Linked DNA regions of Homo sapiens: region 2 is linked to region 1. A link is a loop called in an ENCODE intact Hi-C map of the cell type or tissue named here. Cell type or tissue: ascending aorta. All regions are shown on one strand. Links, peaks and the distances in the headings refer to the core of each region. The heading gives the core; the rest is flanking DNA. Region 1 overlaps CPXM2 (carboxypeptidase X, M14 family member 2). Region 2 overlaps LOC105378534 (a long non-coding RNA gene).

Region 1 (4,399 bases), core at 204-4,203:
AATGCATACCACAGAGCAAAAATCAGCATGTACATACACAAAAGTGACTGAAAAGCAAGGCAAATAAAATGTGATACACAAAATGGCATAAATGCATAATCAACTGTTGTCAAAATGCACAAATTATTTGAGCTCTGAAAATGTATTCAAAGAAAAGAATTCAAATGAAGAAAAAGTATGAAAATGTTTTCTCACAATATGATATATGATAATAGAAAATTGGGACAGTGGTGGAGGTGTGGCTGAGTAAATTACAGGCCATTAAAAATAATCATTACAAAGCCTGAGTAACAGCATGAAAAATGTTACTGGTATGTCTTTAAGTTAAAAATAAAATAACCGGATATGTAACATTATTGCAATATGGGGGGAAAAATCTGTTCGCATAAGGACCACGGAATCATGCATAATGTTTTAAAATTTTGCTGGATGTTATAATATTGTCTTTACAGTAAAAAAAAAATTCAGAGTAAAATAGATGATGAGTCACTGCCTGACAATTGTCACTGTATAAGAAAGTCCCCTTTGCAGGGACAATGACAGGTGGTTAAATGTAAGCACAGATGCCAGGTCCATCTCACTTATCCCACTTTATTTATTAATGTCGACCTTCCAGAAATTAAAATTAATCTAGTCAGCAAATTAAACTCTGATTTTATTTGATTGCCAACAAGTAATCAGTAAATATTGAAAGATGCCAAGACATGAGCTTTGAGAGTGCAGTATAGATGGGAGGGTTGGGGAGGACTGCAGACGGGAGGGATCTGAGCTCACAAAGATCACAGTTTCCTAATGTTCACGCGTGGGGCATTTGTGATCTTGGCTTCTCAATGTCGGCAGATGTTAGAAGAATTTGAAGATTTCTTGTATAAGTTCAGAAAGCACCTGAGGTCCTGCTGACCCTACTGCGCCCCTCCACAAAGCCCCCAAGCTCTGCGTGACCACCGTCCACATGGCTGGAGCCACACAACATCCCTCAGGGATGCAGCTCTACCTCCGTCTCCACAACCAGCCCTGAGCCGCCGCGGTCGACAGGGTGATTTTGTTCATGTATTTTTGCTTGCTTGTTGTAAAATAAACATAACATAAAATTTATCATTGTAACCATCTTGAACTGTACAGTTTTGTGGTATTAAGTTCATTCACATTGATTTGCAACCATCTATCTCCAGAACTTTTCATCAAGCTATACTGAACCTCTGTACCTCTTCAACATTAACTCCCAATTCCCCCTTCCTCCTAGCCCTGGCAACACCATTCTAATTTCTGCCTCTGTACATCTGACTGCTCTAGGTCATCATGGAAGTGGAATCATGCAGTGTTTGTCTTTTGTGACTGGTGTATTGCACTCAGCAGAATGTCCCCAAGCTGTACCCATGTGTAGCATGTGGCAGCATGCCTTCCTCTTTAAGGCTGAATAATATGTTTCACTGTATGCATATGTCATAAGACGGAGGGTTTTCAGGGGCTGCAGCCCATCTCTCCTGTGATTACCATCAGATCACACTTGTCACTGTCCCAGCCTTGGCCCTGAGTGAAATTCTGAGAAATGAGACCCCTTCTCATTCTCAGGCCTCAAGCTCTGTCATCCTTGACTTTCACTACTTCTCTCGTGATCCTCCATTTAGGAACCTAGATTTCCAGTCCTTCTTTCCAGGATCTGGACAATCCATGCCCTCTACCCCAGAACTGTGTACTCACTGTTTGTCCAGAGGTCCTGCCTTGGGCTGTGCCCTGGCCACCAGTCAAGACACTAATATCTCGTCCCAGAGCTGCCTAAACCGCCTGGATTTCACTGAGTCTGTGTCTACTCTGCTCTACCTGACAGGCAGATCTTTCTCTCCACTCCTGTACAGGGGGAGGGTGTCGTTCTGAAACGCACCATCCCCCCCAGGAGAATGTGTCGACAACGAGCCCAGCCTCCTGTTCATATTCCAATTTTCTCCTCTTCTACTGCCCATCACCAAACACCTCTCTGCAACTTCCAGACCTGTGTCTGTCCAGACCCTCAAAAGCTAGACCCAAAACAGGGTCCAGAAAGCATATGTCCAGGTACACTCACAGCCAGAGGGAGTTCCTCCCTTGAGTGATGACACCAGTGAATCTGGTCAGGCGCCGAGCATCCACTTCAATCCACTGCTGGAGGTCATTTCTTCCCGCGCACCACGCTCCGTCATAAAAATCATTTTCATTAATGCCCGCCTAGAAAGAAAGAAAGCGGTGTTCTTCAAAAAGACTCTTAATTGAAGAAAATTAAGACATATCTTTTCCTGAGGCTGAGAGGAAGGGAGGGAGGATAGGAGAAGAAAATGAGGAAGGTGTTAAAGAAAAAAATAATTGTGCCCTGAACTCCTCATCCTAAATCATAAAAGGGAGTTGCTTAGTATCCACAAGTTGAAAATATTTCAATATACCATGTCCTCTTTTTGCCCAGTGTGAAAGATGAAATTTAATGAGTACTCCTACTACTCATTCATCTAGCACACATAAACCATCTCCCACACAGCAGCCCACGCACACCAGGTGCTGGGGACGCAAAGGTGAATCGTTCCCTCCCAGAACCTCGCCATCTAGGCAGGAAGAAAGATGTGAAAATAGATGAATTAGAACACAGTGGGGCCGGTGCTATTTCAGGAATATGAGCAAACCGCTGCGGGAGCATTTAAGGACAGAATCACTAACTTAGTGTGGGGCTGATCATAGACAGAAAGCCCCAAGACCAGGGGATACTTGAAGTAGGTGTTGAAGGGTAAGTTTATCCAGTGAACATTTGTTTGTTAGTGTTTAAGTCATTTGATGTGTTCAGTATCAGCTGCTATTACTACCAAAAATTCTTTTTTTTTTTTTCAGAGATGGAGTCTTGGTATGTTGCCCAGGCTGGCCTCAGACTCCTGGGTTTAAATGACCCTCCCTCCTCGGCCCTCTGAATAGCTGGGACTACAAGCACACACCACCATGCCCTGCTCCAAAATTCTTTTGATCTGAATTTCCAAGATAGGTAAAGTTTTTGCTCTGGAATTTTCTCTATATTATCACCATGTGAAGAGATAATTCCCTGACTCCTCGCCTCCCAAAAAGGACATTTGAACCAAGTGAAGCATCCTCGTTTATTAACCCTATTTTTCCATGGCTATTTCACAGAGCTATTTTTTTTTTTTTTTTTTTGAGACGGAGTCTCGCTCTGTTGCCCAGGCTGGAGTGCAGTGGCGCCATCTCAGCTCACTGCAAGCTCCGCCTCCCGGGTTCACACCATTCTCCTGCAAAGCTATTTCTTATGATCAGATTAAAAAAAAAAAGTCTGAATGATAAAAATGATCAGCCAGCCCATCTTCCCTATCTCTGAGCATTTCAACTCAAATTCTGGGGACAGCCTTACTTTTAATTGGCAATGGAAATGTGAAACTAAGAGTCCAGCTATAGGCGTGAACAACTTGGCCAAAGGTTCTGCTGAGCAAAACTCTATCCATCACTGTACCAGCTAACATAAGCGTTCTATCAGGACAAAACCACAGTACAGTGTTAGACATCTGAGGCTTAGCAGAGAAGAATAGAACTGCCACATAGCCTGAGACATGTACCCTATAGAATCATGGAAACTGGAAGGAACTGTCCATCAAAGACTACTGAACAGGATTTGAAATTAAATTTAAGGCTCCTGGTTTTGCCAGCCTGAATATTTTGTTTCTGCTGCCAATCTCAGTTCTTTCTGAGCACACTGGACAGTCAATTAAATGTAGCACAGTGTCAGGGGAATGGAGAGCTCTTCCCAAAGATGACTCATTGGGAAGTGACAGCCACCTCTGCAAAATCGATTATGAATTTAAAAAGCAAGTGCCTGGGAGAATTCAGTGAAAGAGGAGGTACCAGCCCCAGAGATGTTACAAAATTATACCATCGTGCAATAAATGATATTCAGATGATGCCTCCGAGAAACCACGAGAAGAATGCATTCATCTCTTTCTCTTTAATAATGTAGGGAAATCGCTGATAAATTTTGGAGAAATTTCAACTAAAAGTTGGTGAACCAAAAGGTTTGATTCTTTAAAGGGTACACTAGTCTTGAAAACGTCACTAACGTAGAATGAATCTACTACAATACCAAAAAAAAACTGAGAATTAATGTAATTTTATAAAGGAAATTAAATTATATGCATTTTTTTTTACCTTAAAGAAAGCACACCAATGCCCCTAACAGACTCAATTTTGCTTAAGATAAATGTGGGAATTATCAAATCCAACACAAAGAGAAAACCTGATACTGTCTAAGGTCAATCTAAGAGGATTTTTCTGTTTCAAGATGATGGGATAAACACATTAGTTTTTCTGTGTTCTTCTCTCAAAAGTCAACCCCAAGCAAAGAAAGCAAGACACAGAAATACAACTTTGATCTCTGATAAAA
Region 2 (4,399 bases), core at 90-4,089, 55 kb after region 1:
TCTCCGCGTAGTGTAAGTAGAACTCCAGAAAGCACTGATTCTCCCTGGATGTCAGCCGTGCTATAAACCAGACACACCAGTCGGGGGTAGTAATGGGGGCAAACTGGGAAACCAAAGTGGCAGTTCAGAATCCCCCCCAGTTTCTGAGTTCTTCAAATGGTGTTCTTTAAAGTCAACCATTGTTTGCCTCAATTGAGAATCTGCTAAGTGCACTTCTGCTAAGCAAAATAAGCCCATGTTTGTCCATTCATTCATCCCTTAGACAGGATTCTGCTAAGCCAGTTTCTGTTATACAACATAAATCCATACTTGTCTGATAATCCTCAAACACCTTACACGGCTAATAATTTTTCAAATATTTATGAGCCCCACAAAGGAGATTTATGTTAAGCTGCTTGGCAAGGAACAATAGAGTGTGCAGGTCTAGAGAACATTCTGTTGAAACAAATATTGTCAAGACATCAATATTTTTATAGCATTTTTCATTACGGACTTTTCACACCTGCTCATTTCCCTAATTATCCCTGAGACTCTTACACTTTCAGAGAGAATGAAAATGGAATTTTTTGAAAGATCATTAATTTGAAAAATTAGCTGCTATATAAAGAAAAATACATACTCAGGCACAGCCATTACTAAAAATATAGTCTTGAGATGGATGCACAGGGAGAGAGATACTAAGTTGTTATGGCAACTATCATTATAATTACAAAGCTGGAGGGTTTTTCTCGTTCATTACTGTGTTGAGATGTGATAGTTTAAATGGCAGTGTCCTTTGTGATGTCCTCAATCTCATTACTACATAATTACCCATTTCATATTTAATTTTCAGCATGTTTGTTCTTACTCCCATACCCTGTACATTTGGCATCTTTTGATAAGCCTTATTCTTAGTTCATGGGTCCCTCTTGCAACTTAATTCCTCTCCTCACTATTGCCTCCACTCTGTGGTTTCATTTTCAATTTGACCTTTGGGACACTTGCTTTGGCATGAGATATTCCATTTGTAAACAGTAAGATGCTGTTGCAAAAGCTCCTAAGAAACCACATGAACAGGCACCCAGGGAGACACTGAACGCAGGATACACCGGAGCCTGCTGAGCGGCCTTGGAGGCACTGTGTTTCTTGGCCACCTACTATGTGCAGGATCATTTACAGAAGTGATCACATTTGACCTTTGTAAGCTGGGTTCTCTGTTTGCACTGCCTCTGGTCTCCAGCCCTCTGGGCTTGCCTCTGTATCTGGGAGGCTGGGAGGCTGCCCCTTGTAAATTTGTCCCCTTGTCCTCTGGTTTCTGATTGGGATTGCCCAATAGAGATAGGAAGGTGAGGAGAAAGGGCTCTGGGTATTTCATCCCCTTCCCCCACCCCCACCCTTCCATGCCCCCCACCCACTTTGGCCCAGGGGTCCTAGTGGTGGCTGGATCCTTGGGCTTCCCTGAAACCCACTTCCTCAACTCTAGCCCTGCAGTCCTATGGAGGGACATGACTTCCTCACAGACTGAGCCTCCACTCATTAGTCTCGGGAGCCTCAATATCACTGTTTGTCTCCACATCCCTGACCACACCTCTGCACTTCATTTAATTCACCTGTCATCTGTGTGTGCCTCTGTTTCCTGCTGGGTCTCTGACTGATATCATCCTCCCAAAGCTTTGTGAGGGGAGAATAGCTCCCCCTATCTTACAGCTGAGGAATCTAGAAGTGGCTAAGTCTCTTGCTGAAGGTCATGTAATTAACAAATGATCGAGTCAGTTGAACCCCCAACTGTTTCACTCCAAAATTTCTGCCTCCATCACTCATGTTACAGTCTCAAGCCAAAGGGAACTGTGGCCCATCAGGCAACCCGAGATGAGCTTGGGCGGAGTGGCATAGTGTGTCAGGGTGCAGCATGGGCACACTGGGGTGGTCATGGGTGGGGGTGGCTTTAGCTTCCAGTAAATCTCAAGCCTCTCCATCCATCAGGAGTGCTCAAGATCTAAGTTCTTTAAATTTAGAAGTTCTGGAGCTGCTTCTGTGGTCACTTAATGCATGAAGCCCGAAAGACAAGAAGCAAAATCATCTTCATGGAGTTGAGATTTGCATGAAGAGGAACTCAGCGTGAGAAGCCAAGAAGCAAAGCAGAGGAAGATGCTGCCCCGGCCCCCGGCTCATCACTGCCACATGGGCAGGGCTGCCATGCTCTGGCCCAGAATCAGAAGCAAGGGTTTGGAAGGTCTGAGTTCAGGCATCCCTCTTTCTATCCTCCCAGTCAAGGTACGGGGCTCTCTGAAACAGCAGTGCCAAATGCAGTTGGTCCACACACTCTATGAGGCCCCAGGGCTGGGAGAGACCTCCCACACCTGTAGTCTGCTGTCGGGCAATCAGACTCCACGCCAGGGGTCTCACTGATGTTTCTGCAAGAGAACATCTCTGCCTCTCCCCACCACACAAGAGACACTGAACTTGGTAGGATAGAGACTAAAAATATAATAAACTAATGAACCTAATGACTTTGAAAATCTAATAAATTCCTAGAAAAATATAAAATGCTACAGCTGACACAAAAATAGAGAACCTGAACAGACCAATAATATTAAATCAATTAAAATGGGCGTCAAACAATCTTTATTAAAAAAAATTCTAAGCCAGGCGCAATGGCACACACCTGTAGTCCCAACTACTTGAGAGGCTGAGGCAAGAAGATCGCTTAAGCCCAGGAGTTCAAGGCTGTAGTACTCTATAATCACATCTGTGAATAGCCACTGAACTCCAGCCTGAGCAGCACAGTGAGACCTTATCTCAAAAAAATATATATATCTTTTTAATTAGCCAGGAGTGATGATGTGCACCTGTAGTCTTAGCTACTTGGGAGGCTGAGACAGGAGGATCACTTGAGCCCAGGAGCTTGAGGTTATAGTGAGCTATAATACACCACTGCAATCCAGCCTGGGCAACAGAGTGAGACTCTGTCTCCAAAAACAAACAAACAAACAAAAGTTCCAGATCATTTTTCAATTTTCCAGTTGAATTTACTAAACTTTTTTAAAAGCTGAAATTCCCACCTTATAGAAAGTTTTCTTTCTTTCTTTTTCTTTTTTAAGATGGAGTTTCGCTCTTGTCGCCCAGGCTGGAGTGCAATGGCACGATCTTGCCTCACTGCAACATCAACCTCTCAGGTTCAAACAATTCTCCTGCCTCAGCCTCCCAAGTAGCTGGGATTATAGGCATGCACCACCATGCCCAGCTAAGTTTTTGTATTTTTTCATAGCGCAGATGGGGGTTCACCACGTTGCCCAGGCTGGTCTCGAACTCCTGACCTCAGGTGATCTGCCTGCCTCAGCCTCCCAAAGTGCTGGGATTACAGGCACCCGCCACCGCACCCGGCCTGAAAGTTTCCTTTTACAGAAAATAGAAAAAGAGGGAAATCTACTTAGATAATTTTATTATGCTAATGTAATCTTAATTCTAAAACCAGAGAATGAAATTATTAGAAAAGAATATAAAAGGCTCATTTCGTTATATAGACACTAAAAATCTTAAGTCAAATATTAGCTAACTGAATCCAATAGCTTATTTTTTAAAATACATAAAGTATACATAAAATCCATAAATTATACATAAAATCCATAAAGTATAATTAAGTAGGCTTTATTTCAGGAATACAGAAATGGTTCAATGGTAGAAAAATCGACCTATGTAATTTATCGTGTCAACAGATCAAAAGGAAAAGGTTGTATGATTATCTAAATCAATGAATTATCTGAATTAGAAAAGCAGTTCATAATATACAGCATCTGTTTAAAGATGTCCTGAACAATGGAAAGATACCTATGCTCTTGCATGGGCAACTTGGGATCAAAGATTCAATTCTTGCTGGGCATGGTGGCTCATGCCTCTAACCCCAGCACTTTGCGAGGCCGAGGTGAGAGGATCACTTAAGCCCAGAAATTTGAGACCAGCCTGGACAACGCAGTGAGACCCTGGGAGGAAGGGGAAGGAAGGGAAGACTGAGAATGTTACACATCAAGGTGGATTCTTTACCATGTGACCTTGGGAAACTTGGCTCTCATATGGAAAAAACTAAAACTGGATCCTTACCACACACGAAAGTGGACTCCAAATGGATTAAAAAACTAAATGTGAAAAGTGAAACCATAACAATAATAGAAAGTGTATAAACATATCTTTGTAACCTAGAGATGAGGAAAAACTTGTTAAATAAAAACCTCAGAAGCACAAACCATAAGGCAAAAATAAGAAGAGGAGGAATTAATGAGGTTACTTATATCAAGATAAAAGATTAATGTTCTACAAAGGACACACTGAACAAAATGAACAGGCAGATAACATATTGGGAGACAATACCTGCAATGTCTAACAAAAAAAATTTTTTTTGGAGACGGAGTCTCGCCCTGTCACC

The links. Peaks named below come from ENCODE experiments on the same cell type or tissue, not always from the same donor. Only the 100,000 strongest peaks of a DNase experiment are listed, where the experiment ranks them.
Region 2: a loop joins it to region 1, with 1.9 times the contacts of the local background. A loop is called at or near these places in 4 of 110 quality-filtered maps.

What each region holds. Positions count from the first base shown.
Region 1 is chr10:123,840,287-123,844,685 of GRCh38, forward strand. It overlaps CPXM2 (carboxypeptidase X, M14 family member 2), which reads right to left. Exons shown (of 14, transcript NM_198148.3): 4 at 2,063-2,202. Among named protein-coding and RNA genes, the nearest start is that of CPXM2, 49 kb to the right of the region's middle. In ascending aorta, for the core only: no CTCF peak of the experiment used is centred there; a DNase peak (open chromatin) is centred at 2,660; H3K27ac peaks cover 2,128 bases.
Region 2 is chr10:123,895,685-123,900,083 of GRCh38, forward strand. The region is part of intron 2 of LOC105378534 (a long non-coding RNA gene); the gene reads left to right. It also overlaps a transcript of CPXM2 not described here. Among named protein-coding and RNA genes, the nearest start is that of CPXM2, 6.1 kb to the left of the region's middle. In ascending aorta, for the core only: a CTCF peak has its summit at 1,664; no DNase peak of the experiment used is centred there.